Regions from separate parts of the Mus musculus genome. Here regions 1, 3, 4 and 5 are each linked to region 2. Evidence: chromatin loops called from intact Hi-C (ENCODE). Cell type or tissue: left cerebral cortex. All regions are shown on one strand.

Region 1 (5,000 bases), 270 kb before region 2:
GTGTGGCACAGGGAACATTGGAGGTCAGAAGATAACTTGCAGGAGTCAGTTCATTCTCTGCAACATGTGGGACCTAAGGATGGAACTTGGGGTTATCAGGCTTGGTGGCAAACACCTTTACACACTGAGCCATCTCACCAGCCCCGATTTACTCTTAAAATAATGGACTTGTAAATATACTTCCACCCTTCATTTTCCTGTCCTGTTACTTCTCTCCTCTCCTACGCTCTTCTCTGCACGGCAAATGCATGCCATTCCTTTTAGAAACTCCAGTCTTCCTCTCAGTTCATTGCATATTCTATTTCCTTTCCGATCTACAAAGCCCACGCAAAGCTTACCTTTGCCTGTCATTTGAAACAAGTGTGAGAACCCAGCTTCTGTCTTCCCCAGCTAACTTCCCGGAGACTTCCCCAGACGAGGCTTCTTATTTGCTACATCACATCCTTCGAAGAAGCTGCTTCTCATCTCTCCCTTCTCTCAGGGTTCTTGATGCCCCTGACTCAGCATCTATGTTCAGGGAGATTTCATACCTGGCACTTCACATTCTGACAGCAGAAGGATGGGTGGTCTCGACTGTGGACCAGCATTTACCCTCTGACTCACAAGTAAGCCTGCTAGCTAAGAACTGAGTTTTCCTTATGATAAGTTTCCAGCAGAACTAAACAACTATGTTGAGAAGCAGAAGTAGCAGTGAAGTTCCAGAGGACACTCCTCTTTCCCACAGTGCTGATGGGAGGGAAACTCACTATGCACAGGTTTTAACATCAGACTAAGGATGCAGCCAGCCCACAAGTATAGCTTTGACGAATTGTACACTTGACTCAGATTGGTGCCCTTCGGAGAGAGAAGTTCTGTGAGTTACTTTCAGTCACTTCTGACAGGTTTCATCAGGCTTTCAATTTCCTTATTATGAGTTAGAAAATTAAGGGAGTTTATTGTCAAAATCCTTTTAAAGCTTAACCTTAATGAGATTCATAACTTCATCTTTTTTTAATCATACAGGTTTACTTTATTTTATATATCTATATCTATATATCTATATACCTATATATCTATATACCTATATATCTATATCTATATACATATATATATTTTTTAATTAGGTATTTTCCTCATTTACATTTCCAATGCTATCCCAAAAGTCCCCCATACCCTCCCCCCCACTCCCCTACCCACCCACTCCCACTTTTTGGCCCTGGGGTTCCCCTGTACTGGGGCATATAAAGTTTGCAAGTCCAATGGGCCTCTCTCTCCAGTGATGGCAGACTAGGCCATCTTTTGATACATATGCAGCTAGAGTCAAGAGCTCCAGGGTACTGGTTAGTTCATATTGTTGTTCCACCTATAGGAATGCAGATCCCTTTAGCTCCTTGGGTAATTTCTCTAACTCCTCCATTGGGGGCCCTGTGATCCATCCAATAGCTGACTGTGAGCATCCACTTATGTGTTTAATTTCACATTCATCCATTGTCAGCTTGTGTTGACAAATTCTCTGTTGGAGAAGTTGTGACTGCCTTTGGTGAGCCACTAACAAAACCTAAAGGAAATTTAAAAGTAGCTGCCTTGAGTGATGAAGAGTATTGTTTCTGGAATTACCTTTTCCATAGAAAAATAAATCTCATTTTTGAACAAGAGTCAAGGACGGAAATGGATTTATGAGGAGGAAGAATAAGGAAACTAATATGTTAAGCATATTAAAATCATGAAGTAGGAAAAATAAATACTAACCTTAAAGTTGCAATTATTGTAGGCATTGCTTTTAATCATTTTTAAAGGAAAATGTCAAAACCTTGAATTCAAGCAAAAAATAGCAACATCTGAAGGTGTGACAGATCAAAGCAAAGTTGGTTGAATCCATACTCACATGGTTGTAGGAAACCCATTACTCGTGTGAATGTATTCCAAAGATATGTAATAGTATCTCCCATTCTAAAATAATTTTTAAAATATGTTACTCGTGTAACTCAGGATTACGTTTTCATTTGGACGTTTGGATTTAGCATCGATGATATTGTATTATCGGCTTGTCCCAAAACCACATCAACTTCAAAGCTCAGGAGAGTATCCAGGCCCTGCGATTAGCACGACGCTAAATGTTCGCCCAGCAGAGGGCGATGGTTCTGCTTTTCAGCTCAGCTCTGACCAGCAGCCCTGCATCCTCCAGGATCCAAGGATTGTGCATAAGCTAAGTACAGTCTGGTTAGAACTTGTAAACATCCCCAAGGCTTCTGGATGGAAGGAAAGGAGAAGGAATACCCAATCGTCTATGGTTCCTGAGTTGGTGGTGGTGGAAGACCAAGCAAAGAGAGCCCGCTATTCTAGGACATTCCACGACCTAATGCAATCAAGACTTCACAACCCTGGGGAAGATATGTCTTTTTGTTTTGTTTCCTTTCTTCTTAACCTTTAAACTCTATGAAAACATTCCAAAGAAGAAATTTAAACATAAAAACATAAGACATAAAAGAAGAAAGAAAAGGGCAAACAGTGTTTACTCTCACAAAGGGATACGTAGCAAAAGCCATCGCAGACAGAAGTCTATTCTCCGTGGACTGACCTCTTTAAGACTGCTCACGCAAATGATGTCCATGCAGAAGAGCAAAGACCTACTTTTGTGTTTGTTTGCTTGGCTGCATGCATTTCCCTGGTGTTAGAATTTTTGTTGCTCGTTTCCTTATTTTTCTTTTGAGACTATTTATACATATAAAAACATTAAGTTTTACTTTGTGTGTGTGTGTGTGTATGTGTGTGTGTATGTTGTGCCATGCTCCTGCAGGAACCTGTGGAAGTCAGACATGGATGTCATATCTCCTAGAAGTTACAGGTGATTGGCTGTCCTCTGGAGGCTGGAAACCAGGTCCTCTTAACAACTGAGCCAACTCTATGATCCCTATGTATTTTTCTTCTATCCTTACTCTTCCCTTTGCCTCTCATTCTTCATTCAGTCTCTAATGAAAGAGTTGTTTGGGATTTTTTTTTCTGTATTTTTAAAATTAATTTTCTCAGTGTATGAGAAGATAGGCTTCATTATATTTTCATGTTTCATATGTTTTCATGCATTTTGTTTCTATACCTTGTTCTTTTTAAAAAAAATTTATTAGATTTCTTCTTTATATACATTTCAAATGCTATCCCGAAAGTTCCCCATACCCTCCCTCTGCCCTGCTCCCCTACCCACCAATTCCCGCTTCTTGGTCCTATACCTTGTTCTTACCTCCCCCCTCCTCACTACTCTTCCCCCCCTCCAGCTGTTCTCCTTTCCTCTGCCAACAACCCCCCTTTCTGCTTTCTGAATTACATTGCTTTCTTTTCCCTTCCTCCCCACTGCCTTAAGATTTCTTATTCTACTTCCATGGTCTCATTTCTGCTTTTATAATACAAGCACACACACACACACACACACACACACACACACACACACACACATACACATAAGCACAAACACAAACACACACACAAGTGCACACATACACACTTCAAATATAGATTCTGCATATGAAAGAAATCATGGTGTTTGCCTTTCTGAGTCTGGCTCACTTCATTTCACATACAAATTTCCAGTTCCATTCCTGCAGAAGCCATGGTTTTTTTTTTTTTTCCTTATGGTGGAAAAAACATTCTACTGTGTATAAACCACATTTTCTTTACCAAATGATTATTCAGTGTCCAGGGAACATTCTAGAAAAGAGTACAAAAAGACTATATGAACCAGAGGGCCAGAAAAAAAAATTATGTGAGATGGTGTCTCTTAGAAATGACAAGGAAGCTTCATCCATGATACTCCATGACATGGCTGCCTAAACAAGACATGGGCAAGTGCAACATCAACAGGCATGCTAACGAGGAAGGGGGAGATCTCATGAAACCCCAGCCCTAGACAAAGAACTACAAGCAATTAAGGAATGAGGAAACCTGGAGAAACATTCCTTCCTAAGGATGAGGCCCCCAATCATTTATCCAGTATGAAGAAGTCAACCTTGAAATCATATACACACAAGCAACACTAACCAGACACAGCAGCTAGTGTTTATAAATCTAGGCATTTACATATACATGCAACAATAACAAAGCAGAAGGGGCCATGAATTTGACAGGGAATCATGGGGAAAGGGAGGGACTAGAAGGAGAATGGGGAAGGAGGAAAGATATATTTTAATTAAAAATTAAAAGTATGTATGTTATTTTTAGTAATATTTTATTATTCCTTCATTAATTTCATACAAGCCCTTTTGATTATATCCATCTCTTTCCGACTTGCTCAGATACACCCTCACATCTCTCCTCAGTCAGCTTCCAATCTTTATCTTTGTTTCTTCCCTTGAGTTCAGTGTGTGCTACCCAATTACTCTTGGGTGAAGGGTTTAGGTTGGAGTGTGTTCTGCCTACTGAGAGTCACACCAATATACAAAAATGACTGTCCCTTTCGCAGATAGAGAGACCCTGTCCTCATCCTAAAAACAAACAGTCATGCATTTTCTTTTTAAAAAATATTATTTATTTTTATTTATATGAGTACACTGTAGCTATCTTCAGACACACACCAGAAGAGGGCATCGGATCCCATTACAGATGGTTGTGAGCCACCATGTGGTTGCTGGGAATTGAACTCAAGCCCTCTGGAAGAGCACTCAGTGCTCTTAACTGCTGAGCCATCTCTCTCCAGTCGTCAGTCATGCATTTTCAAAAGGGGTGTTTTAGAAACTGCAAGGTTGTTAAATAAACTTTTTGATACACAAAGCACACTACTACATTATGAGTTATTGACCAAAGAGTTTCATGAAATTCCCAAAACCATATAGGCAATCTCTACTAATTACTGATTGCATGCCAGATCTGGATGATAAATCCATACTGAGAAAACACCCCTTGCTTTTTCTATAAGACATAGGGAAATCAGCCCTGGATGGAGCTGACCAGCGCCCTCTCTGTGGCCTAGTTTCATTCTGTAGGCACTGTGCAGATTTCTGGAGATAATTTTTCACTGGCAATCCTGCTTGGCT
Region 2 (5,000 bases):
AGATGGAGACTGTCCAAGTAAATGCTAATTCTATACTTTCTTCAGTACATAATGACATAGAAAGACAAGTATTAGATTTTTCTCTCTTATATGTGAAAGCCAAATAAAGTCAAAGTGAATGCATAGAGTGGTAATTACAAGAAATTGGACAGTGAGACACAGAAAAGGGGAAGTTGTATGTAACTAATGTGTGCTGTATGCATGTGTTGAAATATACCACACAGAGCTTCACTAATATATACAGTTTCTACATAATAACAAATTAAACTAATTTTTAAAATAGCTATAATCCCAGAAGTCAAAATAGTACATAAATAAATATAGATTGAACATAAAGAAATATGTACCATGCTAATATTGACCAGAAGAAAGCTACTAGAGACAAAAGGGGGTACAACATATTGATAATAGAGTCAGTTCCCACGAAGAGATAACCCGTAGTGCGTGCATAACTTTTAATTGTGCATCCAACTATGTAAGACAAAATTCATGGAACTGAGAGGGTAAAGTGAAGGAATCCATATTGTAGTTGGAGATTTCAACACCTCCCTGTCAGAAATGGACAGATCCAGCAAGCAGAACAATCTGTAAGAACATAACTGAAATCAACAACCAATCTAACAACCAGACATAATCGTCCAGCAACAGCAGATGCATATGTTTCTCAAGCAAGTATGCGATATTCATTTACAAGAGACTGTGAAATCCTTGGCTATGAAACACACCTTCACAAGTCTCACAGCATGGATGTCAAATAATGTCTACTCTCGTACTGCCAATAAACGACAAAAGATACTTGGATATCCATGAATAGTTGAAAATTAAACAATATTCTTCCATATCATGAATGGCCAAATAAAAAATTTGAAAATAGCTTAAACTACATAAACATAAAAACATAGTGCTGGAGAGACCGCACAGTGCTTGAGAGCACTTGCTTCTCTTGCAGAGGGTCAGAATCCTCTTCCCAGCACCCGCATGGTGACTCACAATCATTTGCAATTCCAGGGAATCCAGTGCCCTTTCTCATCTCCACAAGCTCACACACAACAGTCACTCACACAGACATACACATAAATAATAATATTATTAATAATATCAATTGTATTATGTTATTTCAATAAATTATTGATTTATTTTATTAAAATAATAATAATTATTATTATTGAATACTGTAAAAGTGAAATAAAACCTTAACTTCAAAACATGTGGGAGAGCAAAAACAGTGCTGGAATGTAGATGCATAGCACTGAGCACAGATGTAAGTTCAGAAATCTAACCCCTGCCGTAAGAAACTGGAAGAAAAGAGCAAATGCATTTCACAGCACACATATGGAAAGGGGGAAAAAAAGAAATCAATGGCATTATAAATAAGAAGAAAATATAGAAATTTGATGAAACGATACAGAAAACAAAAGGTCAGTCTCTTTGAAAAGGTCAGTCCAATGGATACTTCTACTCAAGCTGAGAAAAAAGAGAAGACATAGATTTCTAGTCTCAGAAACAGAGGTTAGAGGTTAGGCATTATGAGAGATCTATCCACAATTAACAGTATGATAAATTATACATGGTATACTCACAAGGGTGACAACATAAAAGAAATGAACCGATTATTGCTTTTTTTTCTTCCTTTTTTTTTTTTTTTTTTTTTGGTTTTTTGAGACAGGGTTTCTCTTTATAGCCCTGGCTGTCCTGGGACTCACTTTGTAGACCAGGTTGGCCTCGAACTCAGAAAGCCGCCTGCCTCTGCCTCCCAAGTGCTGGGATTAAAGGCGTGCACCACCATGCCTGGCTTTCTTGAGAAACATAATCTGTCAAAACCTATCCAATGTGCTGAATAAGACATTTTTTGTCTTTTTTGATCTTTTTCCATTTTAATAGAAAATAGAGTAACCGGGGAAGAACAAACTTCAGTTGAGGAATTGTTCAGAGATGACTAGTAGTCTTTGACCTTGCGATGAGAGATTATCTTGACTGATGATTGGTGTGGTGTGCCTGCCCCACAGTTTGACTCTTAATGTGATCCCACTGTGGGGAGCACTAGTCTTAGGCAGGTGGGCTTGAGATATCTAAGAAAGCCAGCAGAGCTGGAGCCAGGGGGAAGACAAAAGGCACCATTTCCCTGTAGTTTGTGCTTCCGTTCCTGTTTGAATTCCTGTCCTGACTTCCCTCAGTAATAGACTATGATCTGGAAGTGTAAAGCTGAAATAAATCTTTTTCTTTCATAGTTGCTTTTGGTCACGGAACAGGAAATAAAACTCACACAACAAGAAATTCATAGTCTTCTAAGTTCATTAAGTATTAATTTTAAAAGTCATCATTAAATAATAACCATTTTAAAATGGAAAGCACTAGCCCCAAATTTGTTCTCTAGTAAATTATATACTAAATATTTAAGAAAAAAAAGCATACCAATTTTTCTAAGACATCTCACAGTCACAGAAGCACAATATTCATCAATTTATCATTGAGGCTAGAATTACTCTAATATCAAAACAAAACAAAGTTGTGTAATTAAAGAAAAGTATAGATAAATTTCTTATGAACCATCTTCTACAAAACATTAGCAAATTAAGTACAATATTTTAAAAAATAGATCATGATTTTGAGAGGGCACATGAAAAGGATGAAAGAGATGGTGGGGAGGGAAAATAATGTCATTATATTCTATTTTTTTAATTAAATATTAACAAATATATACCCAGGACCATGTGACTTTATTCTAGAGATGCAAAGTTGGTTTAACATTTAAAAATTGAATGAAATGATATCATATCACTATCAAAAGACTAAAATTATATCAACAGACTAAAAAACAAAACTGGACACACAGGTATTAATGGACTCAGAAAGGGCTTTTGGTGAAAATCTAACAAGAGAAAATAAAAGCATACAAAAAACTAGTAATACAGCAGGCTTTCTTAAGACTCATAATGCCATCTATTGGCTCAGCTGTTAAGAGCACCTACTCCTCCTGCAGAGGCCAGGAGTTGGGTTCCCAGCACCTACGCCAGGCAGCACCGAAAGGAACACACAGCGTGGAAAGGGGAAAAGGACTCAGATGAGAAATATCTCTTAAAGTATCCATATATTTAAAAAATTAAATAGCCCTACCGAGGTATAACGAGTCATGATAAATTGCACACATTTAAGCTATAGACCATAAAGCCATCTCTGCCATCACAGTTTGTAGTTAGGTATGAGTACATAATCATTCAGATGATAATCCCTCCACATCCACTTCCTTTCAAACCTCTAGTCTATATTGCCAGAGAAGCTGTGTGTGTGTGTGTGTGTGTGTGTGTGTGTGTGTGTGTGTGTGTGTGGTGGGGACATGTATGTGGTGGCCAGAGGACAATGTCAGGTGTAAATTCTCACATATCATTCACCTTTCTCTTGAAATAGAGTCTTTCATTTTTTTTTTTTGAGACAGGATTTTCCCCTGGCCTGGTTATCACCATATTTACAGTATCTGGCCAGTGAACCTCAGAGATATCCACCTCCTTTGAGCTGGAATTACAGACATGGTTCACCCTTCCCAGCCTTCTGTTTTATTCCCTAGTCAGTTCTGATGGTTAAACTTTGTTCTTTGTTCTTTGTTCTAGATACTCCCTCTACTGACTGAGCCATTCTCTAGTCCAACATTTAAGCACCAGAAAACATGAGTTTGCCCATATTTTTTGCTGGCTGTTGGACCAGTGGCTTCTAATTTTGTTACCCTGAAGAGTGAAAGATTTTGTGAGGTTCAGTATTCTTGCCTGAGAAATGGGAAGAGCTAACACTTGCATCTTTAACCTGTTCATATTTAATTAGCCATGTGAAGGTCAAACAGTTTTTAAATGAAAAGCACCATGCATACTTACATACAGAACACTGTTTATCTGAATTGTAGAGACAACAGAGGTATAGCTTCCTACTTAAAGCCTTTCTAATTGGTCTTAGCTAATACATTCATTATTTTTCTTCCTAAAATAAAAGTAGTTTAAGGGTTCCTGTTATGAGGTGTTTCTTTGTATTAATTCAAATGTGAAGAAAATTGGTATTTACCATTGACCCAGTTTGTTGCATTATCACAGGGAGACTTTAAAGCGGGCTTTCTTGGAGTATTTTCTGAAACTGTAGAGCTGATATGAGTGACATTGTGTTTACATGACACCATGACAGGAAGGGTGACAAGATGAAAGCCGCATGACCCATTTACCTTGGCATCAGTCACCATGAGAAATAAGTCAGAGATGGTGTCACAGAACTTTCATTCAAACCATTAAACTGTCTGATAGGTCTTTCCCCATTTGAAAAAAATTAAAGTTCCATTAATTTCATCATCTGGGTTACTCTCTCAGACATTCATTTCCTCAGTAATTTTCCCATTCGAGCAGCATGGCTTTCACCTAGAGCACAGGCCATGTCAGCACAAACACAAAGGCTTCTGCAAATAGAATTTGGTAGTTAATCATATGCCAAATATCTGAGGTGGAGTGAAGACAGGTCAATAAAGGACTAAACTTCCAGGAAAGGGCCATGGAGAGTACCAGGGAAAGCCTAAAAGAATGCACCCTTTATGTAACAGCCTTCCCTACTCCACTAGCATATGGAAAGAAGGCAGGAAGAGCTGATACTATTCCATGCGAGGTGGAGATGTGTAAGACCAGAGACTGGATTGCCCAGAGGCCTAAGGTAGAATCAAAGACAACTACAAAAACAATTTCAATGAAATGATTCCTAAGGATGGTCTACTATACTCATAGATCCATGCCTTGTCCAGTCATCAGCAGAAAGGTTTCCTCTGGCAGCTTATTAGAGCAGATGCAGAGCTCCACAGCCAAATAATAGAGAGAGAGCTCAGGTTGGAGTTCTTCATTGGGTCCCTTAATTCTGAGCTCAGAGAAACCTGCAGAAGATGGGGAGGAGAAATTGTGGGAGCCAGAGGGGTCAATGACATGGGGAGAGCACGGCCTATGGAATCAACTAAGTAAGGTGCGTTGGGTCTCACAGAGACT
Region 3 (5,000 bases), 660 kb before region 2:
GAGAGAGGAAGGAAGAAGAAAGAGAGAGAGAGAGGGAGGGAGAGAGAGAGAGAGAGAGAGAGAGACAGAGAGACAGAGACAGAGCAAGACAGAGAGAGTCCCTGTACTACCAGGTTTGCTGTTTGTTTCTAAGCTTTGTAAATTGGAGTGCTGAACTCCACTAGTTTAGGTGCTTGGAAGACAATGTATTTGATTTACCTTTCCTTGTCTGAAACAATGTTTCCTATTTTGCTAAGATGAAGAAACGTTGATCTTAAGAGTGTTTCTAGGTTTCAATTTATTAAAAGTTATCTACTGGATTTAGAGCGGAGGCCTATTATATGGTTCTCAAACTTTTAATTAGGTCAAGACGAATTTATTTTCAGATCTAGTTTAACATCTTCAAGATTTCAAGCATTAAATCGAATCTCACTGGAAAATGTTTTCTTAAATTACCTTTTATCAAAGTTAAGATAGCATTTCTACCCTTATGTCAAAAAAAACACGTTTCCATGGCTATTCCCCAGAGTTGAGGAGGCTTACTAACGACTAACTTATTATGAAAATAATATTTATTTGTCATCTCCAGCAAGGGTTATATCTTTCACATATTCTAATATACTGTAGACCACACATGACATTTTAAGGCCTACAGTCTTTTTTCAAACAATATCCTAAACCCTATAAAATGCATTTTATAATCTTCAAATTTATTTTCCTCATGGATGTGGTGTATTTGTGTACATGTATACAAATATGTACATGGATGCCTGTGCATATGTGTGTAAGTGCCCGTGGAGGGCAGTGCTCAACATCAAATGCCTTTCTGAATTATACTTCATCTCATTTGTTGATATAGGTTCTCCAGCTGAACCTGGATTTTATGATTTGGATAGTCTGTCTGGCTAGCAAGCTCCAGGCATCCTCTTGTCCCTGCCTACATAGTGCTGAGATAATACGCACATGCTGGCATGTCATGCTCTACACGGGTGCTCGGGACTGAACTCGGTCTTAGTGCTTGCATAGCAAGTAATGCCTTTAATGGCTGAGCCATTTCCCCAGCCCCACTTTTGAATCTTATTCCATTGAGGTAGGTATATCAGAGAAAATGCAGTGCATGGAAATGCCAGTGGCTTTGAAAAAAAAATAGTCGAGGTGGTTATGAACATTTTAGAGATATTTGAACACACCCAAGAATTATGTGTATATATGCAGAGGTGTTAGCTTTCTGTGCTGTATAGCAAATAATGCCAAATCCTAAGGTCCAAGGAGAGCAAGCATTGAATATTTTATAGTTTCTATGCGTCAGGAATTAAACATGGTTGCAGCTTGTTTGACTAGAGCTGTTGGACTCCTCCGCAGTGAATATACTCGGTGCCGCAGACTCTGCTCTGAAGACTTGAATGGAGCATAGCATAGTGTCCTCCCAAGGCCTGACTGTTAGGCTGCCTGAACATTCTTATGTCATCATAGAATGACTAGACAGTTGTCTCAGAGCAGAGAGAGAGAGAGAGAGAGAGAGAGAGAGAGAGAGAGAGAGAATATACATGACAGAGTGCCCAAAACAAAAGCCTCAGTTTTTGCACTCCTATCTAGGAAGTGACACAACATGACCTTATGATACACCATCGATTGTAGAAATGAGCCCTGAGATACATTGGGGGGTGTATGGAGCCACCAGAGGTAGGGGCAATTGGAGTCGGTTTCCACAGTACTTGTGCATGCATGTCCAAAATGCATGGTACAATTTTCTACTACAGTCATGCCCTTGCAGTATTACATGTGTGTATATGTTTGTGGATATACATGTACTTTAGCTGGAGACCAGGGGCAAAACTTTAGGATTGTATCTTTTCTTCCATACGTGGACCTTGGGGATCAAACTCAGTTGTCAGACTTGGGGGTTGGTGTCCAGACCTGCTGAAACATGTTGGCCCATATTATCAATATCTGTTTTTGTTTCCCAGTTTTCTGTCTTTTAGATGACTCCTCTCTTTACAAACTGTAGTTTTTCAGTTGTTTTCTTCCATAGTCACACGTAAGATGTGACAAAATCTGAAGCCTTCACTCTGCTATTTCAGGGACCTCTAAATTTTTCCTCAATTTAACCAGCAGATGGAGCCTGGAAACCTGCTATGTTAACCACTCAGGTTCTCCGGAGCGCTTCGCTTACCTTGCAGTCTTAAGGACCTGGAAGAGGCCTCCACATTAACTTTTTGTCCGATGGACCTAAAAGCCACGGTTGGGGGCAGCACCAAAATTCACATCTTTGGCCTTATTACCTCACCTCTTGTCCACTTGCAGAAACTGAAATCACTGTGTGTTGCCTCCCAAGAACATTAATCTCAGTTCATTTCAGTTACTCACTTGGTTATTGTTGTGTGGGGTGGGACCATGACTACATCGGTCTCTGTTCTGTAGAAGTTTACAGTGTGACTGAGCAGACAGGCATGGAAGTGTGAACTTCAGAACAGCCTGTGCTAAAAGGCCAGGGTAAGCCAGGGCATGAGGCTGGGTGACCTAAAAAAACCCTGTCGAGTCTGCCTTGGTGTGGAGATTAAGCAACGGATAACAAGGTGACTGCAGAGGGGGCTGTCAGGGAAGATTTCCTTTTGAAAATATTGTTTTTTCATACAAGATATTCTGATTAAGGGGTCCCCCATTCCTAATTTCTCCCAGATCCTCCCCAACATTCTACCACCACCCAAATCCACACTCTTATTTTGCTCTCTCTCATTACAAAACAAACAGGCATCTAAAAAAATAAGATTTAAAACAAACAAACAAACAAACAAACAAACTATACCAGAATAAGACAAAAAATGCAAGCATAAAAAGGAAAGAGCCAAAGATAGACACAGAGAAGAACATTCATGCACACATACATGCTATTAATATACAAAACCCAGAAATCCTAACATATAAGTAAAAGCCCTCTAAAGTTCAAAAAAAGAACCTAAACAAAGCATTATGAGAAACAACAAAACAAAACAAGACCCCTCCAAATATACCATTGACTTTGTTATCTGTTTGTTATTTTCTGCTAGGATGGGAACCTGTTCTTAAGTATGGTTTGCATGTCCAGTGAGACTCTGTTAAAGAAAACTAATTTTTCGCGTTGTGCGTGGTTATCAAACAGGGTAGTTTCTGACTTGGGGATGTGGGCTTGTGCCCACCTTCCCCTCACAGTGCTGGGATCCCCCTCTGACTTGGTTCTGTGCAGGATCTGTGTATTCTGTCACAGACTCTTTGAGCTCATAGATACACCAGTCCTGTTGTATCTAGAAGACCTTGTTTCATTGGTGTCTTCCATCCCTACTGGCTCTTAGAGTCTTTCTGCCTCTTCTTCTGCAGAGTTTCCTGAGTGAGCCCTGGAAGGAGGGATTTCGTGAAGACATCCCATTTAAGACTGAGTTTTCCAAGGTCTCTCTCTGCAGTTGTGGCTCTCTTTATTTGTTCCCATCTGCTGCAGGAGGAAGCTTCTTGGATGCTGACTGAGCAAAGCACTGATACAGGAGCATAGCAGAAGGTTGTGAGGAGTCATTTTATTGCTATACTCCTCTATATAACAGTAGTTTGGGGGTTTCTCTTAGGTGTATAGCCTATCTAAGTCTCAAGTTCTTGGCCACAGGAGCAGTGTCAGGAATAAATTCAATCTGTGGAGTGAATTTTAATCCAATCAGATAAAGGTTGGTTAATCCTACAGTTTTGTGACACTACCACATCAGCACATCTTGCAGGTAGGTCACCACTGTAGATCAAAGGGCTTGTAGTTAGGTCAGTATTTCTGTTTCTCTTCTGAGAGTGTATAGAGTAACTTGCAGTAACATGAACATTAGTCAGTAAGATAGGCACCAGATCAACTTCACCATGTTTAATGTAGGTGTTGACTTCAGCAATAAGACCTTTCCATCAGTTTGTAGAGAGAAACCAAAAGCCTTGACAAAAACCTGGGTTTTTTTTTTTTGGGGGGGGGGGACTCCCATGGGATGCTTAGACCAATTTGATGAAATATAACCTATTCCTTCATAGAAGAAAGCAAGAGATGTCCAGGTGGGGCTTTATCTCCCTGCCCCCCCCCCTTTTTGAGACAGGGTTTCTCTGTATAGCCCTGGCTGTCCTGGAACTCACTCTGTAGATCAGGCTGGCCTCGAACTCAGAAATCTGCCTGTCTTCTGCCTCCCGAGTGCTGGGATTAAAGGCGTGCGCCATCACGCCCGGCATTGTCTCTCTCTTTTATTTTGTGATCCCATTTATATTTCTTTCACTTATGTATATATTTTAAAAGCATCTACTCTGGTAGTTTTCCCCACAACCCCTCAGATGTTCCTTCCCTCCTTTACCCTGTCTTCTGCCTCTTTTCTGAGCCTCCCATCCTTCCCACACCAGGAGATTCCCATAGTAAATGGATTGGGAATGAGATTGAATACATTTTCAGAAATCACCACATTTGCAGAGGAGTATGACAGAGGACATTTTTACCTGAATTGAGAGAGATAAAATTTCAAATAAACTTATGGGAAGACTCACCACGAAGCCAAAACTTGGGGAGATGTTTGCAGGTTTAATAGATACTGCAAAAGATATACTGTGATAAACAGTGACCACAAATGGAGCTGAAATCAGGAATTCCAGCAGAGGCAAATACATGTTCCATAGGTGGATCTTACATACTACACTGAGAAGAGTGGAGGAGGTATGGTGGGTATACATCATCAGAGAAAGGTCAGAGTCATTTGGTGAGCTTCTATTCAGAGCTCAATGAAGGCACAGAAGATGGTTTATGTGTCTATCACAGTATGTATACTATACATATACAATATGTATAATGACCAGTTAAATGCACAATAGTTAAGGCAATCAGTAGAGAACTTTTACCTAGTCCTTATTATTTTCTTTGTGTATTAGTTACATAAAAATACTCATAAATCAATCAAGATGATTACATTGAGAATAGACAACCATTCTGTGGTATTTCTGCAGTTTTCCTATTTTTTTTAAGCTAGACCCACTAATTACTT
Region 4 (5,000 bases), 500 kb before region 2:
CTCTGTATTTATTCATGTCACACGAAAAGATTCATCTGATATTCAAACAATCTAACCAGAGAAAGATTTCAAGTATAATTTAGCGGAAACTCAGGTCAAATTAGACATGGCCATCCTAACCAGGCCAATGAAAGGAGATTCCCAGTGTCACAGAGTTCACGATAAAAGCTTTTTATTGAGATATGCTCCTTTTTTTGTTTTGGAGACAGAATATTATGAGATATTTAAGTCATTTTAAACAAAACATTTAGGATATAGAATATGAGTGTCATACCAAAGTTAGTGGATGTAGCAAGGATTTAGGAGGCACCAGGGAAACAATGTAACGTCGTCATTATTGCTCTACGGCTATGTTAGAATAAGAAGCAGTTGGAAAACTCATTCATCAAGCAGCTACCCAAGCGTCACTTCATTGAAGTACGTTCCAAAGACACTGAGCAGCGTGCTTCTCACTTGCTCCCAAACCACAGCAGGTTTGTACAAATCCAAAGCCCTCCAAGCGTCCAGTTAATAGTAATTGAATTAGATGATGCATATGACTAAGCCACTGAAGAGCTGTGTGTCTTTGAGTAATTCCCTTAGCCTCTCTGGGCCTCTCCATTGTGGCAGTATTCTGATTTATAGAATTATAAATCTTCTTGGAGTTGTAGAAATCCTGAAAGTCAAAACATGGTCTTTCTTTTCCTCAGGACCAAGAATCCCTTTGCGGTTACGAAGGCTATTTGCCAGCCTATACTGTTGCTGCATTTACGAATACGTTGCCTAGCCTGACCTTGTGAACAGGTAAGTCCTCAAGGAGTGAGCGCTGATATTTGATCCCTGGGATTTACTTTCCTCAGACCTTTCAGAGGATCATCAGACCTGGCTGGAGCATGTGCGGGAGCTTATCTGGCTTTTGGTTTTCTTCAAAGGCAGGTGTCAAGGTGAACAGATGTTTTGCTGTCATTAGGTGTGCCACATCCACAGGATGAAAAAGTGCTCCCCAAGCAGGGATCCAAATCACAGCATTCTCCTGGCTGACTTAGGATCTCAAGGAGCCAAGTCACATTTCTGCATCTGTTTTTTTGCTTCTCGTCAAAAGTGATTGCAACAGGGCTGGTGAGAGCGCTCCATCAGTGAAACAGGAGGATCCAGAGCTCATACAAAAAACCAGCTATGGTTGCCTATGGATGTCATCTAAGAGCTAGGGAGGCAGCATCAGGTGGGCTCCTGGGGCTCTCTGGACAGCTAGCCTAATCTACTTGGCAAGTTCTAGATTCTGTATCAAAACAAAGGTGGAAGGCTCTTGAGATTCCAAGGTTGTCCTCTGGCTTCCATATCATGTATACATTTGTACCTGCACACACATGCTTGCATGTACATACAGCCATACACAAAATAACTGCAATAGATGATTCATTACTAAGTTACCTAGTTTTGACCACCTCTTGGAGAAAGTTAAAGGCTCCATATTTGTATTCAGCCTAAGTATGTGTTTCCTCTTTTGTATTGTTTTGTTTTGTTTCTTTACATATTTATTTATATGTATGTGTGTGCTTGATTTCTCTAAGAGAGTTAGGAAACTAAAGAGTTTCCCCCTCCCTCTTTGTTTCCTTTGTACCTGGAAATGGAGGTAGAAACTATTCTCTCTTCCTCTTCTCTTTTCATCTCTAAAGTCTCATCACTTTTCTGAATAAAGGAGCTTTTGATTCTGCTTTTGACTGACTGATCACTGTCTTTCTTAGTTTGTCATGCAACATATGAAGACAATAAAAGGAGACCCATGCAGGATCTACACACATGCAAGATCTACACACATGAAAGATCTATACATATACAAGATCTTCACACATGCAAGATCTACACATATATAAGATCTTCACTCATGCAAGATCTGTACATATGCAAGATCACACATGCAAGATCTACACATATGAAAGATCTACACATATACAAGATCTTCACACATGCAAGATCTACACATATACAAGATCTGCACACATGCAAGATCTACACACATGAAAGATCTACACATATACAAGATCTTCACACATGCAAGATCTACACATATGCAAGATCTTCACATATACAAGGTCTGCACACATGCAAGATATACACACATGAAAGATCTACACATATGCAAGATCTTCACACGTGCAAGATCTATACAAATGAAAGATCTACACATATACAAGATCTTCACACATGCAAGATCTGTACATATGCAAGATCTGCAAAATGCAAGTTCTACACATATACAAGACCTGCACACATGCAAGATCTACACTTACACTCTTTAGTTTACATGAGATCCTGAGAGACCTCCTGAGGTCACGTCACACACACACACACACACACACACACACACACACACACACACTTCAGACCAGTATCCTTAGTTTTTCCATCAGGCTCCATGAACCTCCAGGCTTCCACCAGAGACTGGAAAAAAATGCTCATGCTAAAAAAAAAAATCATAAATGTCAAAATCTGGTTCCATTTGATAATTGGTGTTGCCAACATTGGTACTTTTTCTCTTCCTCAAATCTGCCCCGTCTGGCTGCCCTCTGGGGTCACTGAAGGAGGACAAAGCTGTGGTTAGTCGTGCTTGCCACTAGAGGGCAATGCTGACCATTAACAGAGTGATTCTAAGGCGCTGGCCTTTGGAATTTGAAGCTCATCTGTACCCTTGACTGAGAGAAAGCAGATGCAGAGCTCATGCTTTGTGTTCTGTACGTGATATAAAGACTGTAGTGCAGATATTGTGAACATGGCTGACAACTGTACTCCAGAATACAACTTAGCATTTGTTTCCCAGTTTTGGATGGTCATCAATTGTGGGGATGTTACATCCTTGCATGCTGTCTCAATATGTTTTAGGAGTCCTGACTGATGGCGCATCTTTACAAATGCTACAATAAGTGTTAGTATATAAGGACCATGGGTACATGCGGAGGAGGGGGTCTGTGTGGTTCCAGTGACTTCAATGAAGTTCTCATACTGTCACATACTCTAAGATCCGAAAATGAACCTTCTTTTCTTACTGTGAGTTACAATTATTTTGTAACCTTAATTTAAATAAACACAGCATCATACAACATTATCTGAGTAGTTTCCTATCTATAAGTACATGGATATATTGGTATCATATTCATTTTGGGTAGCCTTCATATTTTACCTTTTAGGAAACCAACTAACCCAAACAAACAGAGAATACAAAGCCAGCTGTAAAAAGGAAAAAAAAAAATCTACAAAGAAATTCCAGATACAGAATGTCGTGAGGTGAGGGACCAGGCTCTATAACTGGCAACTCTAACTTGCTAATGCCTAGAGATCAGTGGAATTCTCTTGCATTTAAATGCATTCAGTAGAAATATGTGAAAAATTGCTTTCACTAGTTCCCAGGACAAGATGTTGGAATTTGTAAAACACGGTCAGATTGCTTTAATACACACTGTAAAAATAAACTATTTGATAAAAGACACTTTTAAAAATAGTTCCCATGTCTTTGGGGAAAACGCTTTTATTGTGTGTTAAGGACTCCCTGAAAGACAGGAAGCAAAATGTGAGACTGACGGGGGTAAACATGGTGGTAGGGCGACCTCTGAGGAAGGCTGCCCTGAAAGACTGGTAATATTAAAAAAAAACTTTAAAGGAACAAATCTCTCCAACTGAACTTACTAACTGTGATGCGGAAAAAAAGCTGCCGGGTGCAGGAATAAATCAAAGGATGAGTTCTTGATTATTTGAATGTCAACTTGTAAAAGATGAACTCTCTGATGCACACAAGTAAGAAATGATTTCAGATTGCCTCCCCCCGCCCAGAGCACCAATGGCCTACCTCACAAAGAGCCCTGGAAACAAACCAGGAGACATCATCCATGATTGCATAAGAACTGGAGTCATCTCTATTCTCCCGACCACCACTTCTTAAACAAGAAAGACCTGGAGGGGTCCCAGACAACAATAAGTACAATGATCAAGGAGGCTCTATATGAACATCGATTAAAGGAATTGGATGCTTTAGGCTAAACACATAAAAGCAAAAAGGGACTATGATCAAAGTCTTATTGTCAAGTCTACTATGACGTAGAATACAGACCTGTTCATAAAATCATGTAAGGAGTGCGGAGATTGTTGTATTGTATGTTGTATAGCATTTTAGACTATTTCATCATAGACAGGCAGGACATTTAGTGAGTGAATTTTCTTTGATGGTTGTTTTAGGCTGAGCAAATGGGTATTTTCTGGGATTATTAACATTATGGATGGCTGGTAGAACTACAAAGGAAGGGTTTGTAAGGTTTCCTGAACATGAAAAAATTCGGTGTACAGGTTGAGTGGACCTTATCCAAATAGCCTGGGTGAAAATTGGTTTAGATTTGTGGGTGTTCCTTTTACTTAGGGGGATGTATTTGGAATGGGACATATTTAAAATATTCATGTTGGAAATGTAGTTCAAGTTTAAATGTGGTACTCAGTCATGTATAATTTATATCTTTTATTCACATATGTGTGCTTTCATTTATATTTTGCTTATACAGCATTCACAACTGTGTTTTAGGATATGTTAATGTGCCTGAGTTTTGGCTGTGACAGGTCATCTAGGTTGGATATGGATATTTTTCACTTGTGGTACCAGGTCAATCAAATTCTTTGCATTTCACATTTTCAGATTACAGATACTCTGCTTATATTATTTCTTGTAAATCTAAAATATACATGGATCATAGAATGCTTTGATATAAATTTCAAAGGAAACAAGAGAAGGCCCCAATGGAGAGGAAAAAACTTTCCACACTCTAAGGGAAAGAGGTTGCACTTCATTTTCTGCAGTATTTTCTTTATGCTACATGGCTTTTGTATGTTTGTATTGATTATAAACTTGTCTTCATTAGTATGAAATTTTAGCATTTTGTTGTATTTATGGCAATTACATGGGGGTCACTGGAGGTCACATGGTCACTTCTCTGTTTCTGCACACTTGCCTTCAAACCAAGTCAAAAATTATTCTGTGTGCT
Region 5 (5,000 bases), 230 kb before region 2:
CTTGTTTTAGATGTGTTAAATACGGTCAATATCATCCCTCAGATACATCCTAGAAAAAAAAATTTCAAGAAATTGTAACACACACACACACACACTCCACAATAATACACAGAAACACAAAGAATAACTAATTACATCCAAGAGATTAGTTAGAAACAAAGACTATCACAGAATAAAATAAATGTGCTTGGAAGCTACTCTTTGGAATCTGAATCAGAATCTAATCAAGACAAAAAAAATCTAAAGTTAATGAAAACTTTTTATTCATTTTTAAATGCAAAGTTCCATCATCAGGCCTCTCCCTTAACTATCGCATTTCAATATCTTAATTCTAGTTTAATAGATAATACAAACTAAATTCTGTCCCGTCAGTTGTTTCATGCCCACATATTTGTCCCCTATCTTTATGAAAATAATCTGGAGGTAATTGCTTGCAATCTTGTTTTAATTAGCCTGTGATATTACTCATTCCTGCTTCAGAACCATCTGTAAAGTTGAGACAGATTGACAGGGAAAATAGAAACATCATCCACATCTTTTTTGTCTCCTGCTGTTTCTGGGCTTATATCCATTCGTCACTTTGTGTCTTTTCTGTCTCCTGAAAGTTACCATGCCCTGCCCCTTCCTAGGACCTTGCCACAGAAATGTCTTCCCTTCAACTCCCTCCAAGTCTTTCTAACCATAGATTCCAGCTCTGAACCACAAGTTATTTCATCTCAGATCTTAGAAACCCATTTTCTGTTTTAATTACTTGAACTTAATTATACTGCAAAATATTTATATTGTGCTTCTCTTAAATGCCATGTTTAAATATACAGGAACAAGCATTTGCATATTTAGGCTGAGTGTAGATAGGGCCAAACTCATTCTTAACTTTAAACAAATGTAACCATTAGAACTGAGAGTCATGATCCCTGATTAGGCGATTTACTCTGGAAATTTGTAAGAACTACAAAGCTACAGTGGAATTAAGCAATCATTTGCATTTTTCTCCTTGTCATGCTGATACACAATTATTTTCAATACATTGCCCTACTGCTGATAGCCAGTTCTAAACTGAACATCTTTTTCACCCACTCCACGTCCACAGAATGTCATAAAAGAGAAGGTAGAGAGACCATAAGAGCCAGAGGATCAGAGAAAATCATTCATAATTTTCTGACTTCTAGAATTGGCATGACTGTTGCGATCATGACATGTTGCAATCCACAGCTGCTGTGACAAACACAAGGCTAGCATGCAAAAGAGAAGAGACATAAAAGTAGGCAGGGTTTCAAACATTTGTGTATCTTCTTATTCTGATACAATTATCACGATACAATTACAGAAATTAAAGTTGCCATGAAATGAGAGGCTGCTTAAGAACATGTTAGGATATCTCTAACAAAAGGGTGGATAGTTGGGAGTGTGAGTCATGCTGTGGAGAACCTGAACCCTTCCCAGCTTTCCCAACATGGCTGGCAGCCCTGTGACGCAGTACTGTGAACAGAGAATTACCTTGCAGCTTAGACTCCACCCTATGTTATATACACTAAAGAACTGAAAATGAGAACTCTGGTAAATATTGAAATGAAAGGTCACATCACTACTGTTCACAATGGCAAATTTGTAGGAATAATCGAAATGTCTAAAAACAGGTGAGTTGATAAAAATTGTCTTGCATACATAAAATAGAACAGATTTCAGCAGAGAAAAATAATGAAGTGGTGGTTCTTGCTCCATCTAAAAACAAAGAATGCTTCCTAAAAGAAGTTATGCAAAAACATCACCTGCTTAACTGATATGTCCATATGAACTATCCAACCCAGGTAGCTGATTGGCAATCGTTAGATTGGGGGAAATGAAAGTAACCAAATAGCTGTGGGATTTTAAGTTAGGCTGATTTCATAGTCAATTTTCTTGTCACTACAGCAGACTATGACTGCCTGGGGAATTACAGAATGAAACCTTATTTAGCTCAAGGAAGGCCAGGATGTGGAATGGCACAGCAGGACATCTGGTAGGACTTCCTTGCTGCATCACAAACATGGCCCAGGGCATTACATGATAACACCCAGCAAGCTAGCCAGACAAAGTGAACTTTTGTAGTGAAGCAATTCATTCTCGAACTCACTCAATCATTATTTATTAATCATCGAATGGATTAATCCTCACTCTCAAGAGCCAATCACTGCTTAAATCCATCCCATCTCACTGCCACAGAGCTGATTAAGTTCCAATGCGCTTTTCAGAGCCGGGTCAATCATACTGAAAATGGAACTGCTGGAATAAATATTTTAGAACTGGTTAGAGGTGGCCATACACACATGTGATTCTTTTAAAGTATTTAATGTTCTGATGTCACTGGTATATTTAAAGAGTGGACATTTAGCCCTTCCCCCACGTCATTTGTTGACATCCTAAATCCCAGTGTGATTCTACAGGAAGGGGGAAAGCAATTTGGAAAGTGTGTAGGTTTAGTTGCATTCTTGAGACAGAAGCTCCTATGAGAGAGTGCTTAGAAAACTCAAGAGACTTCAGAACCCAGTCAAGACACAGGAGGAAGGCCAACACGCACAAGGAAGGAAGAGTCTTCCTTGAGACTCACTGCCCTCCGGCCCCTCCTCCAGCTTCCCATGGATGAAATTAGAGGAAGCAAATCCTTGCTCAAACCCTCTTACAAACCCTCAACAATGAAAAGGAGAGACATATTTTTAATCTAGTTTCAATATTTGCATCAAAACTTTTATCACTTCTCTACATTTAACTTCATTCACACGTCATTTCGTTCACATGCAGCATCAAAGGATAAGATTTCCTATGAATATGGATTGATTCAGTCACAACAGCAGAGCCATTTCTAATACTCAAATTGAGACATTTTTCATGGAACTATAGTCTGCTTAATTTATTCCCTGAAATAGCTTTTCCATGTTCATCTAATATCTTTTTTTATAGACATTTTAAGAAATGTTTGCTTATTTTTTAGGAAATACAATAAAAATGTTATAATGTAGTATTTTGAATTTAAAATATTGCCCACCAGAGGGCTCTCATTTTTCTTCTATTTTGCATTTTGGAAAAATGAAGTATAGATTGTAATAGAATGTAATATATACAACATTGAGAAACAAAATATATTTTCTAAGTGTATCCAGAAGCTCTGTAAATTTTAACTTGATTACAACTGAGTATATTTAAACATGTTTATTGTTGAGTATATTAGATAACACACTGAAATAAGATTATGGAGACTGAGGTACAAATAAATATACGTCAGATATGACATAATGCTACTTTGTGTAGTTTTGTTTGTTCTTCGTAAAGCTATTTGTGGGAAGGGAGTTATATGCTTAACTAAAGAAATGCTTTCTTTTAAAAGTCATAGTGTACAAATTCCTGAATAAATTACATACACAGCAATTTTACATATCAATTTCTATAATAAAGAAGGAAATTCTCTAAATTATGTTTAGAATTGGCATCTGAATTATTGAATTACTCAAGTGAGTTTATGCTTTAAAATAGTTTTAATGCATGCAGCATTTATTAAGCCCATGCTGGCAGCTGGGTTACTTGACTTGAAAAGCTCAAACTGTAGACTGGATGATAAATAACAATGTTACAATGTAAACCCTTGATAAATAACAATGATACAATGTAACCATTATAAGGAAATATGCCAGTCAGAGGGAAGGCTAGGAATGAAGTATGATTTGAAGAGATTTCTTAGGGAATTCCCATTCTTACTCACATTGCCCAGTGGGAGTTACAGAGGGAAAACAAACACTCAAATTCAAGAAGTTTCCTAAAGCAGAAATTGAAGTGTTCTTTAGACTACAGTTCTTAAATTCTTTCCAGTCAGTACCCCAGGGTATAGAGCTATAGAAAATAGGTATACAAATTGACCATTTGCTGATAATAAATCATAAAGAAACATATTCTAAGGCAATTCTTTGGCATATATATGCATGGATTGTTCACCCTTTATTTAAAAAACAGGAAACTATGCATACTAATAAAATTGCTATGCTTCTTTACTTTACATAAGGAGGTAAATCCTGTCTGAAAAGCTAATACTGCATGCTATGTAGAACACCTTCAGTGACTTTCAAAGTTGATGGAGACTTTGATGCTTAAAATCATCAATGATGTGAAGGCTACTTTGCATATTTAGTACAAAACATCACAAAAAATTTTAAGATCATTTTAGAATTTATTGGAAATTCTATCCTCATTCCAAGGTAAAACTCACTCAATGATTTTTTTTTCTTTAGGTAAAAACTTGAAAAACAACTTTTAAAACCAAGTATTCCTATATAATACAATTAAAGTATATTAATTTGATACTTCCATGCTGAGGAATAATGATAGGAAATTAAATCTTTATTTTCTTTAAGTGAACTATTGTATGTTTAGAAGGTAGGAACATCTTGTGTGTATAGTAAAAATACTATAATTCAGAATGTGCTGGTGTTAGCTGAGATGATTTAGGCTGTGCTTGTAGGTGTCACCTGGCATATGACACAAGCAGAATAAAGTGTGACAGTATGCTGAAAGTTCAGAGCCAAGATTACAGAGAAGGCAACTTAAATACCATGGATGGGTATGTCCTTAGCATTGGGCCATTACACATTCAGAAGCCATTGATTATTGCCAAACTTCTCATGATCCCCACATTCAATTATGGACTTGTAATTGTGGTTCAGACCCACACTTTAACGATGTGGGTATCAGTCAAACAAAATACAAGAGCAATCCAACTAATCGGTAGCCATAGAGGTAAAGCATTAGCAATTTATGACTGTTTGTCATGGGATTACAGCTATGTAGGGCTACACACAGTATAGCTTTTACTGCTTTCTTCTGCCTGCTACCTAGCAAGAGGCTAAGCACAATAAAAGTAATGGTTAACTAAAAGAGATCTTGGCTTCCACTCAACAGAATTTCAGATAAACAGGTTAATGGTAGGACTTGTGAAGTCTTTATCTAAAAGATTATTTGGGACTGGAGAAGGAGCT

Evidence for each region. A loop is a pair of places that touch in the nucleus more often than their neighbours do. Peaks named below come from ENCODE experiments on the same cell type or tissue, not always from the same donor. Only the 100,000 strongest peaks of a DNase experiment are listed, where the experiment ranks them.
Region 1: it touches region 2 in a loop (4-fold over the local background); 4 of 42 quality-filtered maps call a loop at or near these places.
Region 3: a loop joins it to region 2, with 2.4 times the contacts of the local background. A loop is called at or near these places in 2 of 42 quality-filtered maps.
Region 4: a loop joins it to region 2, with 3 times the contacts of the local background. A loop is called at or near these places in 4 of 42 quality-filtered maps.
Region 5: a loop joins it to region 2, with 4 times the contacts of the local background. A loop is called at or near these places in 2 of 42 quality-filtered maps.

Annotation. Positions count from the first base shown.
Region 1 is chr3:132,205,566-132,210,565 of GRCm38, forward strand. No RefSeq gene overlaps it. Among named protein-coding and RNA genes, the nearest start is that of Dkk2, 120 kb to the left of the region's middle. In left cerebral cortex, a CTCF peak has its summit at 2,103 (motif pointing right); a DNase peak (open chromatin) is centred at 2,117.
Region 2 is chr3:132,475,018-132,480,017 of GRCm38, forward strand. Gm30147 (a long non-coding RNA gene) reads left to right here and starts at 4,580. Exons shown (of 3, transcript XR_867646.1): 1 at 4,580-4,677. In left cerebral cortex, a CTCF peak has its summit at 2,932 (motif pointing left); a DNase peak (open chromatin) is centred at 2,970.
Region 3 is chr3:131,811,062-131,816,061 of GRCm38, forward strand. No RefSeq gene overlaps it. Among named protein-coding and RNA genes, the nearest start is that of Gm29865, 80 kb to the right of the region's middle. In left cerebral cortex, a CTCF peak has its summit at 2,096 (motif pointing right); a DNase peak (open chromatin) is centred at 2,118.
Region 4 is chr3:131,973,540-131,978,539 of GRCm38, forward strand. Gm29865 (a long non-coding RNA gene) reads left to right here. Exons shown (of 3, transcript XR_376086.3): 2 at 690-783. Among named protein-coding and RNA genes, the nearest start is that of Gm29949, 31 kb to the right of the region's middle. In left cerebral cortex, a CTCF peak has its summit at 2,597 (motif pointing right); a DNase peak (open chromatin) is centred at 2,625.
Region 5 is chr3:132,249,038-132,254,037 of GRCm38, forward strand. No RefSeq gene overlaps it. Among named protein-coding and RNA genes, the nearest start is that of Dkk2, 170 kb to the left of the region's middle. In left cerebral cortex, a CTCF peak has its summit at 3,027 (motif pointing right); no DNase peak of the experiment used is centred here.